Linked DNA regions of Homo sapiens: region 2 is linked to region 1. The links are chromatin contacts, found by Hi-C or POLR2A ChIA-PET in ENCODE. All regions are on one chromosome and are shown on one strand. Each heading gives the region's core, a stretch centred on a gene start or an enhancer-like site at or near the end of the contact. The rest is flanking DNA. Distances are from core to core; before and after follow the strand shown. Region 1 holds the start of SENP2 (SUMO specific peptidase 2). Region 2 holds the start of OPA1 (OPA1 mitochondrial dynamin like GTPase).

Evidence for each region. A loop is a pair of places that touch in the nucleus more often than their neighbours do. ChIA-PET counts read pairs that join two places held with the same protein, here RNA polymerase II (POLR2A). Pooled maps may share reads with other maps.
Region 2: a map of naive thymus-derived CD4-positive, alpha-beta T cell shows a loop between it and region 1 (12-fold over the local background). The contact joins the promoter of OPA1 here to the promoter of SENP2 in region 1. A Hi-C loop is called at or near these places in 1 of 168 maps with a recorded cell type or tissue (naive thymus-derived CD4-positive, alpha-beta T cell) and 6 of 50 pooled maps. POLR2A ChIA-PET finds 5 or more read pairs at or near these places in 1 of 52 experiments (T-cell).

The regions. Positions count from the first base shown.
Region 1 is chr3:185,580,495-185,587,645 of GRCh38, reverse strand. SENP2 (SUMO specific peptidase 2) reads right to left here and starts at 1,351. Exons shown (of 17, transcript NM_021627.3): 1 at 1,132-1,351. The coding sequence starts at 1,232. RefSeq lists enhancers at 1,272-1,671, 1,712-1,761, 1,255-1,873, 1,874-2,492, 2,493-3,112 and 1 more.
Region 2 is chr3:193,588,622-193,595,435 of GRCh38, reverse strand. OPA1 (OPA1 mitochondrial dynamin like GTPase) reads right to left here and starts at 2,228. Exons shown (of 31, transcript NM_130837.3): 1 at 2,027-2,228. The coding sequence starts at 2,058. It also overlaps a transcript of ATP13A4 not described here. RefSeq lists enhancers at 1,670-1,749, 1,263-1,914, 2,350-2,399, 2,450-2,519, 1,915-2,566 and a silencer at 1,980-2,129.

The DNA.
Region 1 (7,151 bases), core at 102-2,601:
GCAGTGAGCCGAGATTGCGCCACTGCACTCCAGCCTGGGGGACAGAGCGAGACTCCTTCTCAAAAAAAAAAAAAATTAACACTTGATCACTAAAGTTGAAGAGGGGGCATAGAATTTGTATAGTATTTTATTTTCCAGATTTTTAGGTAAGGAGGTCGATACAATAAAATGGGACACTCCAAAGAGTAGATGCTAAATAAGAATAGCTTTTGGGGCTGAGTGCAGTGGCTCATGCCTGCAGTCCCAGCACTTCCAAAGGCTGGGGTGGGCGGATCACTTGAGGTCAGGAGTTCAAGGCCAGCCTAGCCAATATAGTGAAACCCCATCTCTACTAAAAACACAAAAATTAGCCAGGCGTGGTGGTGCACACCTGCAATCCCAGCTACTTGGGAGGCTGAGGCAGGGGAATCGCTTGAACCCAGGAGGCGGAGGTTGCGGTAAGCCGAGATCGCACCACTGCACTCCAGCCTGGGCGACAGAGCAAGACTCCGTCTCAACCAAAAGAAAAAGAAAAAAAGAAAAGAATAGCTTTGCGTTTCCCCCAAATTTTAACCGAATTTAAGAGTACAGACTAGTGATTGTTTTAAAGGAGTGAGGCACCTAAGCCTTTTTACTCATTCACTAATTCTAAAGCACAAAACCCTTCTGGCCCCAAACACACAGACTGTTTGACAGCTGTTTTGGAACAAAACAGGTGCTGTTTCTTGCTGCAAGGACAGTACTTGCAGTCAAAACGGCTTTGGGCAAGCTATGAATCTCACTTCAACTGCACTTAATGTCTGCAGATGACACTTGCGAGGGTGCTTTGTAAACAGTGAGCCACAACAAAGACAGTATTCCTTCAATGTTAGTGTTCAGCCTAAGAGCGGCAAAGCCCCATTTGTTATCAGCAACCAGCTTGGCCTCTGACAAGAATGTCAAAGACCCTGCCATCACCGGCCGCTACGAAGACGACCAGCTCCTCCTTCATCAGGAGCTGCCTCCCTACAGCCTGGCGGGAGCGACTACGTCACTAGGATCCCGGCGACCTGTTTCGGGTGAGCCTGGCTGAATCAAAGCTATCACGGCCGAGGAGCCCGCTGTGGGGGAGGGGGTAAGGCCAGGCTGGCGCTCAGCCCCCTCTCGTCTCACCTGTCTGAGCGCCGCCTCTTCAGGAGGGCCCGGGCAGGGGGCACCGACCGGTCGCAGAAACGGAAAATGGTGCCGAGAATCCTAACCAGCCATCTGTACATACCAGGCCCAAGCAGCAGCGGCGGCCGACACACCCCGAGACGCAAACCCCAGAGCTGTCGCCGCCGCTGCCGCCTTCGCCGTCTTAACCACCACCGCCAGAGTTCGGTCGCTGATTTGTGACGCGATTCAAGAGCCCACAGATACAGCGTCCCCAGGGCTACCAGAGGCCCCCGCCCGCCACCACTCCTGACGTCACCTCCTCCCGCCCGACCGGAAAGCTCCATTCTCAATCTGCGCACGCGCAACCTAGCACCGCTCCCTATTTCCGAGCCCAGCAACAAGAGTAATTGTGGGACGGTCCCGGCCCAATCGCTGACGAGATCGGAAGGGCTGTCGGCAGGGTTTTCTCTTCGGCGGAGCCAATCCGGAGCCGGCCCGTGGGACAAGGCCCACAGGCCACATGTGAGGCTGCTCCACTCCGGAGGAGGCGTTCCGGGGTCCCAGAGGACATTAGGTGCTCAGTGTTTGCTGAATGCACATGTAAAGGTAGATCAGGTTAATTAACACACGTTTACCGTTTTAGGCGCCCTTTATTTTGCACTTACCTTTTGCCTCGTACTTTTCACGCATTGTCACCTTAATATGCCCAGCAATGGCGTGTGACAGAGAGTCTTAAGCCAGTTTTATAAGTCAAGGAAATTGAGGCATAGAGCGATTAAGTTATTTGTCTAAGATCACAAAACTAGCTAGAGACGTGGCTGGAACTTGAACCCGGGGTCTGAGTACCAGCGCCAGTCCCTCGCCCTTGAGGTCAGTCTACTTGGAGACATGTACATAGATAATTACAAATTACAATACACCGTAAGTGGTTGCTGTGATAAAGGTATGTGCAGAGTGCAGTGGGAGCCAGAGAAAGGAAAACCACACACTGAGGGAGAGAAGGAAAGGGCAGATGTCCTCAAGAAAGGCTTCACAGAAATTTAAGGATGAAACCTGCGGCCCACTAATGTCTCCTACCCTGGGCTAGTAAGTAATGAGTCTCGTTACTCTCCCTCTATAATTCCAATGTCACACTTCTAGTTAATTGTCAACTATAGGCCGGGCGCGGTGGCTCCTGCCTTTAATCCCAGCACTTTGGGAGGCTGAGGTGGGCAGATAGCTTGAGCCCAGGAGTTTGAGACCAGTCTGTGCAACATAGTAAAACCCCATCTTTACAAAAAATACAAAAATTAGCCGGGTGTGGTGGCACGCACCTGTAGTCCCAACTACTTGGTAGGCTGAGGTGAGACGATCACTTGAGCCCAGGAGGTTGAGACTGCAGTGAGTCGTGATCACGCCACTGCACTCCAGCCAGGGTGACAGAGTGGGACCCTGACGCACCCCATCAAAAAATTATCAACTGTAAAACAAATCCCACCCTATTTAGTGATAGAAAATCCAGTCCCCTCTTCCAAACAATCCTAAGAATCCTCAAAGGTTTTCATGCCCCACAAATCCATTCCTGATTAACTTGTTTCCTACTTGTGATTCAGTTAAGGCCAGAGTTTTACACTTGCTTGAACTTCAACGCTGGCACTCCCCAGTACAGCCTCTTCCTTTCCTCAATAGACAGCATTCCAGGCCGGGTGTGGTGGCACACGCCTGTAATCCCAGCATTTTGGGATGCCAAGGCAGGCGGATCACTTGAGGACAGGAGTTCAAGACCAGCCTGGCCAACATGGTGAGACAACCCCATCTCTACTAAAAAAAAAAATACAAAAATTAGCCAGGCATGGTAGTACACTCCTGTAATCCCAGCTACTTGGAAGGCTGAGGCAGGAGAATCGCTTGAACCTGGGAGGTGGAGGTTGCAGTAAGCGGAGATTGCACCACTGCACTCCAGCCTAGGCAACAGAGCAAGACTCTGTCTCAAAAAATAAATAAATAAAATAAATACATGTGTGTGTGTATGTGTGTGTGTGTGTGTGTATGTGTGTATATATATATATATATATATATATATATATATATATATATATATGTAGCATTCCAGAATTGTGCTGCAAGCCACCCCCTAGAGCTTCAGAATCACCAGCCACACACCTGAAGCTACCACCACTCTGGCCTCGGGGGCTGGGGTCATATCCTAGAGGATGGAAGCAAATCCTAAGTGTGGACACACCCGCCTCCCTTATTCCCCTAAGCATAGCAAACACCAACCAGGCTGTTGCTGAAAGTTTGGGGCATTACAAAGCTGAGAAGACTTAGAAGTGGCTATTAGATTATGTAGCATCTATAGTCCCTGGCCTATTGTCTCGCAAAGGAATTCCCTTCACCTCAAGGCCATCCCTTTACTCGTAACACCTTTGGCAAGCTGCCAACAGAAGGGACTTTTCCCTCTACCTCTACCCCGACTATTTCAGGCTGGACTCCCCGTAAATGTAATCAAGAGTCAGGACTCCTATTAACAAAAGACAGTCATTGGCATTATTGTGCAAAGCAGTTCAGTTACGTCTGTCCCTTCCACTCACTATTGAGAGTTGGGCTTTGCCTTTGCCAAACCAAGAAGCCCGCTCAAGTACTGGGAGAGGATTCTCCCAAATAAAAGAGCAGTCTTCATTTAAACACGAATCATACATCCTAAGAGAACAATTTTTTTTTCCAAGTTAAAAAACACACACACACATAAATCAGAAAACTACAAGCTCTGCCAGGCACGGTGGTTCATGCCTGTAATCCCAGCACTTTGGGAGGCCGCGGCAGGCGGATCACGAGGTCAAGAGATCGAGACCATCCTGGCCAACATGGTGAAACCCCATCTCTACTAAAAATTAACTGGGCGTGGTGGCGCGTGCCCGTAATCCCAGCTACTTGGGAGGCTGAGGCAGGAGAATCACTTGAACCCGGGAGGCGGAGGTTGCAGTAAGCCGAGATCACGCCACTGCACTCCAGCCTGGCGACAGAGCGAGACTCTGTCTCAAAAACAAAACAAAACAAAACAAAAAACCTACAAGCTGCTTTTGAATAGCAACTTATCCCAGGTCTGGCCACTGAGATTTAAGAAATACTGTGGTAAGCTAGGTGTGGTGACTCACACCTGTAATCCCAGCACTTCGGGAGGTCCAGGCAGAATGATCACTTGAGCCAGGGAGTTTGAGACCAGCCTGGGCAACACAGGGAGACCTGTCTCTAAAAAAAATTTTTTTTTAATTGGCCAAGAGTGGTGGCATGTGCCTGTAGTCCCAGCTACTTGGGAGGCTGAGGTGGGAGTCAAGGCTGCAGTGAGTTGTGATTTCACCACTGCACTCCAGCCTAAGTGACAGAGTGAGATTTATAGTCTCAAAAAAAAAAAAAAAAAGAAAAAGAAAGAAATATATTGGGGTCACACTTGATAGCCCTGCGGTGCAACACAACAACACATTTTTTTTTTTCTTTTCCTGCCTCATAAATAGCACCCTTACAAACTCAATACTGAAACATTGGCCATCTGCCAGGAAGAGTGAGAAGGCTTCAGAATTACAGATCTCAGTCAGAATCTCAGGACCCCATCAGCAAACAATAACTCATGAATCGAATGTGGCAATCCTCAGCCTCCCACCGTGCATGCTCCCTCCATATCCCCCTAGTTACCCTCTAGAAGGAAGAAAAGGAGACGCATCCTTATACTCGCTCCCACCTGGGACTTGTCTGCCAGTTGGTGCCTTCGCTGTCCTGTGGTCCACAGTAGAGACATGGGTGACTGTCCATCCACTGGCCAAGGAGTGGGATTATCCTTAACCCCAACCCCACCACTGCCACAGCCTTTCCGGGACCTAGCAGCGCTTTACTGGAGGGCCATGGGAGAATCCCAAGGCCATATGGAGTAACAAGGACATTGAGATTTCTGCCCTTGGCTTGGATAATTTGCAGCCTTGTACTGCAAGAGGGGCACAACCTCATCGCTTAAGCTTTCGCAGGTGTTCCAATCAGATGCCCCAGTTCTCCAAGAAGATCCTTATCCCCTTTCAGCTCAGAGCAGCTCCTTGAAGCCTTTTCAGGGCCCCACCCCCTTCTTCCTCCAAACCTACCTCCCCTCCAATCCATTCTTTAGTCTTGCAAATTTCCCCTTTTAAAGCATTCAGAGAACTTTAACAAACTTCTTCTCAACTTTGTTTTTCCTGACCCCTGGACAGAAAAGAATTCTAGGCCATTTGTTGGAAAGGGTAAGGGCCCCTAGAGGAGGTTGTGTCGGGTTAGGCCTAATGTGCCTAAAATCCAACATAATTCACCACTCTGTAGATTAATTTCTTTCTAGGTACCAACTCTTCTGGTACTTTTTTTTTTTTTTTTTTTTTTTTTGGAGACGGAGTCTCATTCTGTCACCCAGGCTGGAGTGCAGTGGCACGATCTTGGCTCACTGCAACCTCCGCCTCCCGGGTTCACACGATTCCCCTGCCTCAGCCTCCTGAATAGCTGGGATTACAGGTTTTTCTTAAGTACCAGACGAGGGCTGGGCGCGGTAGCTCACGCCTGTAATCCCAGCACTCTGGGAGGCCGAGGCGGGTGGATCACGAGGTCAGGCGTTCGAGACCAGTCTGGCCAACATAGTGAAACCCTGTCTCTACTAAAAATACACAAAAATTTAGCCAGGCATTGTGGTGGGTGCCTGTAATCCCGCCTACTCAGAAGGCTGAGGCATGAGAATTGCTTGTACCCAGGAGGCCGATGTTGTAGTGAGCCGAGATCGCACCACGATGCTCCAGACTGGGCGACAGAGGGAGACTGTCGCAAAAAAAAAAAAAGAAAAAAGAAAAAGAAAAAGAAAAGATGATGGATGCGGTGGCTCACGCCTGTAATCCCAGCACTTTGGGACGCCGAGGCGGGCTAATCACGAGGTCAGGAGTTTGAGACCAGCCTGGCCAATATGGTGAAACTCCGTCTCTACTAAAAAAATACAAAAATTAGCCAGGCGTGGTGATGCACGCCTATAGTCCCAGATACTCTGGAGGCTGAGACAGGAGAATCGCTTGAATCCAGGAGGCGGAGGTTGCAGTGAGCTGAGATCGTGCCACTGCACTCTAGCCTGGGCATCAGAGCAAGACTCCCTCTCAAAAAAAAAAAAAAAAGAAAAGAAAAGAAAAGAAAAAGAAAAGTGTTTATGTAGATGAAGGGCCTATTCAGTGCCCAGCACAGCTAACTGTTGCTTAACATTTCTCTTGCCTCTCCTTCCTTCTCATATCTAATAAATCTTAACTTGCCTGGTCTGTATCCTACATTTTTCACAGATCTGTTCATTCCTCTTTCCAAACCTATCAGAACTACAGTCCTTCCTTTTTGTTTTTGAGACAGAATCTCCCTCTGTCACCCAGGCTGGAGTGCAGTGGCGCGATCTTGGCCCACTGCAATCTCTGCCTCCTGGGTTCAAGCAATTCTCTTGCCTCAACCTCCCGAGTAGCTGGGATTACAGGTGCCCGCCACCACATCCAGCTAATTTTTGTATTTTTTGTAGAGACAGGGTTTCACCATATTGGACAGGCTGGTCATGAACTCCTGGCCTCAAGTGGTCCACCCGCCTCAGCCTCCCAAAGTGCTGAGATTACAAGTGTGAGCCACCTACCGCACTACAGTCTTTTATAGGGGCTGATCATTTCTCACGGTTGCAATAGACATTTCTGCTTCTACCTTTCATCTTGTTAACTTATGCTGTTTGCAGGATGATCTCTCTTGTTGTCTTTTGTCTTTTGTTCTTCTGTTGTTGTTAAGAAACTAAATTTTATATTCTTATTTATTAAGAAAGGTAAATTTATAAATTAAGTTTCTATCTTTTTCTATTATCGAATGACTAAAAATGGTTGGATTGATTTTCACCAAATTTGGGAGGTTTGTTTGGAGTGGTCTGACTTAAAATATAGAGCATATGGCAACCTTAAAAATTTTTTTTTCTTCTTTTGAGACAGGGTCTTGCTCTGTCACCTAGGTTAGAGTGCAATGGAGTGATCTTGGCTCACTGCATCCTCGAC
Region 2 (6,814 bases), core at 979-3,478, 8.0 Mb before region 1:
TAGGTTTCCCCCAGAAATCTACTCTCTTGTTCATTGACTATCACTTTTAATCAATATATCATTTCCTAATATGTAATTCTTTTAAAAATAATTTTACACAATTATTTATTGCACCCAAATGTTAGTATTGATCTTTTCACATGTCCATGAGCATGTATTTACATATGTATGCCCAAAGAAATGCTTATGCTCTCATCTGTTAGGGAGCAGGAATTTAACTGTATTCTTTCACAACATGCAAAGGAACTATAGCAAAAGAAAAACTGCAGAGCTTGGGGCTTCTGGCTTCCCACATCTCTACTTCTTTAGGTAGCTAAACTGTGCCATCACCAGGAGACATTTTTAAGCCATGACTCAATGGCATCCATGGTAACTTTAGAAATAATTTAGCCCAATGACAGCCAATTAAATAAATACCACTTATAAATCAGTTTGTTTTAAAACTCCGTCTTTGTAGTTCTTCTTATACATCTTAATTGCTCCAACAGAGAATGCTATCTTCTGCAGTCTTTTCTCTTTTTATTTAAAGAAAATCAGATATGTTTCCTCACTAAATATTGAGAAGTAGAAATGCAAGGGTTGTAAATAACTTACTTTAATACCAAGGGCTGTGAACTTACTCAAAGACTAAAATTCCATGAGATTAAAAATACCTATGCAATAATTCTAACTGACTAACACTGTTAACTATTGTTATCTCATCTAGTTCTGTATTTTGGACTCCAGTTAACCTATATAAAACAAATTGGGCCGGGCGCGGTGGCTCACGGTTGTAATCCCAGCACTTTGGGAAGTCGAGGAGGGTGGATCACATGAGGTCAGGAGTTCGAGACCAGCCTGGCCAAAATGGTGAAACCCCCTCTCTACTAAAAATACAAAAATTAGCTAGGCGTGCTGGCGCGTGCCTGTAATTCCAGCTACTCCGGAGGCGGAGACAGGAGAATTGCTTGAACCTGGGAGGCGGAGGTTGCAGTGAGCCGAGATAGCGCTACTGCACTCCAGCCTGGACGACAGAGCAAGACTCCGTCTCAAAACAAAACAAAAACAAACTAACGAATGCATTCCATTCCTTATAAACACGATAAATTATCTATACCACTTAAAAAGGTCTGGAAAAAATTCAAAACAACTGCTTAGAAGTTAATTCAGGAAAACCACGTTTTTCCAATTTTGCTTGATGCATCTTACTTCCTATCAAATGCCTGCAACAATGAGCTAAGCTTGAAGGTATCTAATGATACTAGAACAAAATTTCCTATAAAATCCAATTTAATCTCATTACAATGCATATAGTAACGCACAGAAATGAAAAGATTTCTATGATTTTCTATTTAGAATTAAACCACCCCAGGGCAACAATGATTGAGATTAGAAAGGTGGTGCCACGTTCACGACCTTGCATCAAAAAGTAAGTCTCCCTCCCGAAACACAGAAAAAAGCTGCTATTGAAAGGGCATCTCGAATCACCGTCTCTGACACCGTGTGCGTCATTGCTCTAGTTCTGACTTCTATCAGCGGGCTAGGGAAAGAGACGGACGCCCCTTTCCCCGATAGAAGAGCCCAGGTACCTGAAGATGCAATGTACACATGGCGTGGAAATGGAAGAAAAAGAAGACACCGAGAGTTAGGAGAAATGTGGAGAGAGGTGACTCATGGACAGAGCCAAACCTGGCAGGGAGAGGACAGAAAAAAGGCAAAAGAGGCAACCAGAGACAGACAGAACACTGAAGACACAAGGGTGTAAAGGGCAGAGACAAAAGGACAATAGAGACGGGCCAAGATTGAGAGGCGTCCAGAATTTTCGGGTTGGGTAGGGCCAGAGAAAAGGGCCAGTATTGAAGCCGGCTCCGAACGTAAGCCCAGCCAGGGCTCCTGTCATTCTGGGTCCTCAAGAACATCTGGGAATTCTCCAACTGCCGTCGGCCTGGCCTGAGAGTCACCTGCACATTTTTGGAGATAGAGATAAGACAGCCCCACTCTCAAGAGGCCCCAGAATTAACGGGGCCAGATTAGAGCCTGCACTTACCAGGCCACAGCGGCCCGACGTAGTCGCCACATCCCGCCGGCGGGGAGGTCACGCAGGCGCCGAGACGGCCACGCGGGAGCCCCCGTGTGAGCCCCAGCCCGGCTCCCGGTCCAGGAATGACCCAGGAAGTGGCCCTCAGCAGCAAGGGCACAGAGCCGCGGCCGAGGCCCTCCCAATGGCGCATGGACTTCCGCAAGAGCCTGACAGGCACCCGTACTCAGTCCGTCACGGAAACAACCACTTCACCCTTTCTAGGCGGGCAGCACGAACGGTCCGCGGAGGACCAGCGCATGCGCACAGTGCGTCGGGAACGGACTGGAGCAATCCATCGCCTCTCACGGGGCCCCGCCCTCTTGCTTCCGATTTGGAATTCGGAATTAGCCTTGCAGGTTAGAGATTTGGCCAGGGGAGGGAGCGAGAGTTGGGCGGGAACGGGAAGGGCTAAAGGCGTGGAATGAGAATTGATGAATGCTCACCGGGAGCCATGAATTTATTAAGAGTTGGATATTGAGGGAGCACGAAGGAAACTAGAGAGTGCAAGGTGAAATACAGTAATAGCGTACTACAAACTAATGCTTGCACATTTGCCTACCTTCTTTCTTGGGCATCTTTGTTTGAAAGCACTTTCACATCGTTAGGGCAATCATGGGAGGTGAGAAGCAGGACGAAGAGTCATGGATAGGCTAAGTCCCTTAGAATCTCTGAGGATCAGATGGGAAAGGGACTTAAATCAGTTAGGCCAGTAACGGGTTTGGAATAAGCTTGTGTGGTTTATAAAAGGCGTCAAAATGATTTGTTCAACTGTTTCTTCCGGATTTTAAGCCCACCAGTTTGTTGAAATGGTCCTCGTCAAGGCCTCCACCAGCTCCCTATTGTTTGTGGCCAGTGAGCCTGCCACAGCATTCAGTTCAGATGCCTAGTGCTGAGCACTCCTTCAACTACTTTTTCTTTTGGCTCTCTGGCCATCACATTCTCCTTTTTCCCTGGAACTGCTGCTCCCAGGCTTCTTTGATGGCTCCCCTCCCAAATTTCTCAATGTTGGACAGGCCCAGATCTCAGCCATCTTGAGCTCCTCTCCTCCATCACTTTAAATACTCCTTTCCCCTTCCAACACAAACCTTTTATGTTTTGTAAGGAAACCAGGGCCCGTAAAAGGGATGTGGCCTGTGAACGGTTATGAAGCCAATTTTTAGGGACTAAAATAAAAGGGTCCTGTGCATCCTCTTTACTTCAGGGACCTTTCACCTCCTCCCCACTACCCGCCCCCCACCCATGCCACACACATACACAAATACACAGAGCATAAAGACAATTCCTTTTCCCTTAATTGTCAGAATCATAAGTCTGGACCCATGCACTCACAATACCACCAAGAGTAGACCTAGCCATTGATAGTAAACTTCCCAAATGCAGGACTCTTAGAATTTTCTTTATTTATTGTGGTGACTGTTTCAATGGCAGGTCCAGAGAGCAATTTGCTGTACCAACCTGTGCAAACTGTAGATCTTCCTGGGATTGTAGGGTTGTACAAAAAGTGTCTTTGTAATCGTTACTTCCTTGTTATTTTAGAAAATAAAATAAGAGAAACCAAGAGACTTTAACAACAACAACAAAAAAGAAAAATTAGGGATAAAAGACTTTAACCATAAAAAAAGGAGAAACTAACCACCATCACCATTTATATATGGTTATCATATGTTTTATGAAGCCCTTGTTTTGCAGTTCTACTTCTAGGCATTTATCCTGTGGAATCATTCCCATGTATGCAAAGATGTATGCATGATGATGTTTATTTCTGCACTGTATGAAATGGGAAAAGATTGGAATCAGTATAAATGTCCATGTATAGGAACTAGACACATAAATTACATCCGTACTAGCCATGAAAACCTATGCTTTAGGTCTGTATGTCCTGATAAGGAATGATCTCCCATAGATACATAGTGTTGCCATGAAAAAAGGGCAAACTGTTGTATAATAAACTGCAACCATTGGACCAAATTCAGCCCACAGACCTGTTTTGTTTGGTTTAGACAGTGTTGGCCTATGCAGTGTTTTAAAAATAACACTACATTTGGGCTGGGCATGGCGGCTTATGCCTGTAATCCCAGCACTTTGGGAGGCCGAGGAAGGCAGATCACGAGGTCAGGAGTTTGAGACCAGCCTGGCCAATATGGTGAAACCCTGTCTCTACTAAAAATAAAAAAATTAGCCAGCTACTCGGAGGCTGAGGCAGAAAAATTGCTTGAACCCAGGAGGCAGAGGTTGCAGTGAGCTGAGATTGTGCCACTGCACTCCAGCCTGAGCGACAGATCGAGACTCCGTCTCAAAAACAAACAAGCAAAAAAATGCTACATTTGTTGCCAAATAAAAATCAACAAATTTCACATTTTAAAAAATCACATAAAAATATCAGGATGCCTAACAACATCAACCTTCAATTCTTATATACAAAAAATGTCTCGGAACCAGGAGCCAAGTAGTAGTTTTATCCTTCAGGCACTCATGTCCTCTCCGGTAGTTCACACTCCTTCATCTTTCTGAAATTGAACACATCAATTACTGTTTATCATGAAGCTTGTGCTTCTACTTTTCTTAGTAAAAATTAAGAGGAAAAACAACCACTACTTATATTGAAACTGCCTTGGCAAAATTATGACAAGAGGAACCTGACATAGTTGACTCCATCTTGCTTCTGACCTCCAAGCTGTCCTTGCTCATTCCTGGACTTAAGCCAAATGAACTTTGGGGAGGAATGTAGTTTATAGTTTAACTTGAAAGAAAGGATTATAATAGTCCCTTCCTAAAGCTAACTCCCTCGTTGCTCAGGAACCAAAAACCACCTTTGTAAGAAAGGCCAAGAGAACAGGATCATGAGAGGGGCCTGAACTGTGCTAAGACGTAGGTATGGTTTCTATAGTCCCTTACTGCTCAGGAATCAATGTGGCCAGAACTCACAAATCTTATGACTTCCCCAATTGCTCCTATAGATAACATCATTACTATAGAATCTAAGACTGCTTTTTTGCGGTATATTTCAGACTCACCCCATCGAGACTTATGACTCATGACTCAAGTGATCCTGTGGCCCCGCCCAGAGGTGGACTCAGCACACAAGGAATGTTTTCCTATTATTTCATCCCCAACCAATCAGCAGCATCCATTCCCTACCCCTTGCCCACTAAATTGTCCATAAAAACCTCTAACCTCAGAGCCTTCAGGAAGATTGATTTGAGTGACAACTCCAGTTCTCCTGCATAGGCTGGTCTTGAATCAGTTAAACTCTTTTTCTACTGCGATGCCCTGGTCTCAGTGAAATGATTTTGTCTGTGCAGTGAGCAGGAAGAACCTGCTGGATGATTACAATATGAAAAGTGAGAGAAAATGAAGGACTGAGAGGGTCAGCCATTTCCAAAACAATGAGAAAGAGCTTTTTTTTTTTTTTTTTTTGGCAAAAGAACACAAGTATGCAAGTAGGCAAGTAAAATTATATGAATAAATTATATGAATACAATTTAATATGACATTATACAACAGACATACTTGCATTACTCATTTATGTTACATGCCTAACCCACGAAAATATTTGAGTTGATAAGCCCTAGTGAAGGGCAGAGTCAAGGAAGGACTTGAAGTTAGTGGGTCATGAGTGGGAGGGAGGCTTACATTTATTGTAAACCCTTTTATACTCTGAACTTGTGTATTAATTACTTGTAAAAACATGTTAAAAATATTTTTCTGATCCAGAAGTCATGAAATAATTTTACTACTTTAAACTAAATTTTCCAGTTCAGCTGGGAATTGAGCAATTCACCAGGTAAAACTCTAAATATTTACCTTAGCAGGAAAAGGGACCCTTTTCAGAATTATCCAACGAATCAGAAATTTTCAGAAAGGAAGGTAATGAGAGATGTTAATGGAAATGGAAATGTTTAAAATTGATTTCATAAGTTTTATATTTAAATTTATACATAAAAGCTTTTGCAAAGTTCTTCTTGGGAGATCTCCAAGTTCCTTAACACTACTCTTTGTGGTTTCCTGGAGAAGCCAATAATTAGCTGAAGTCATACATGTTTGCACCATCATCATTATCAAACTCTCCCCAGCCCTCAGAAAAGCATGTTATAATCCTTATTAACAAACATTTACAGTCACTTCCTATGAACCCTAGTCGAGGATATAAATACATATATATACACACACAAATTATATACACACACACACACACATATATATATATTTGGTTTTTGTTTGTTTGTTTGTTTGTTTTGAGACAGAGTCTCACTTTGTCGCCCAGGCTGGAGCGCAGTGGCACAATCTCGGCTCACTGTAACCTCCACCTCCCAGGTTTAAGTGATTCTCCTGCCTCAGTCTCCTGAGTAGCTGGGATTACAGGTGCATGCCACCATGCCTGGCTAAGTTTTTGTATTTTAGTAGAGACGGGGTTTCACCATTTTGGCCAGGCTGGTTTCAAACTCCTGACCTCAAGTAATCTGCCTGCCTCAACCTTCCAAAGTGCTAGGATTACAGGCATCAGCCACCGTGCCAGGCCTGAGGATATATTTTTTTAAAAAGAGTAAACCACAGTTCCCACCCTCAACTAACCATGGTTTGGTTAGGAAGACAGACATACATAAAAGGTAAACATTAATGTGAGGTAGTACAAGCTGAGGACCAAGTAATGGGTAGCAACAGTTACTACCCACAGAGGCAGACTATAGTGTCATAAAGTGGGCTCAAAAAAGATAATCCTGGAGAAACAGAAAAGGATGAATTTGTAAAGAGGGA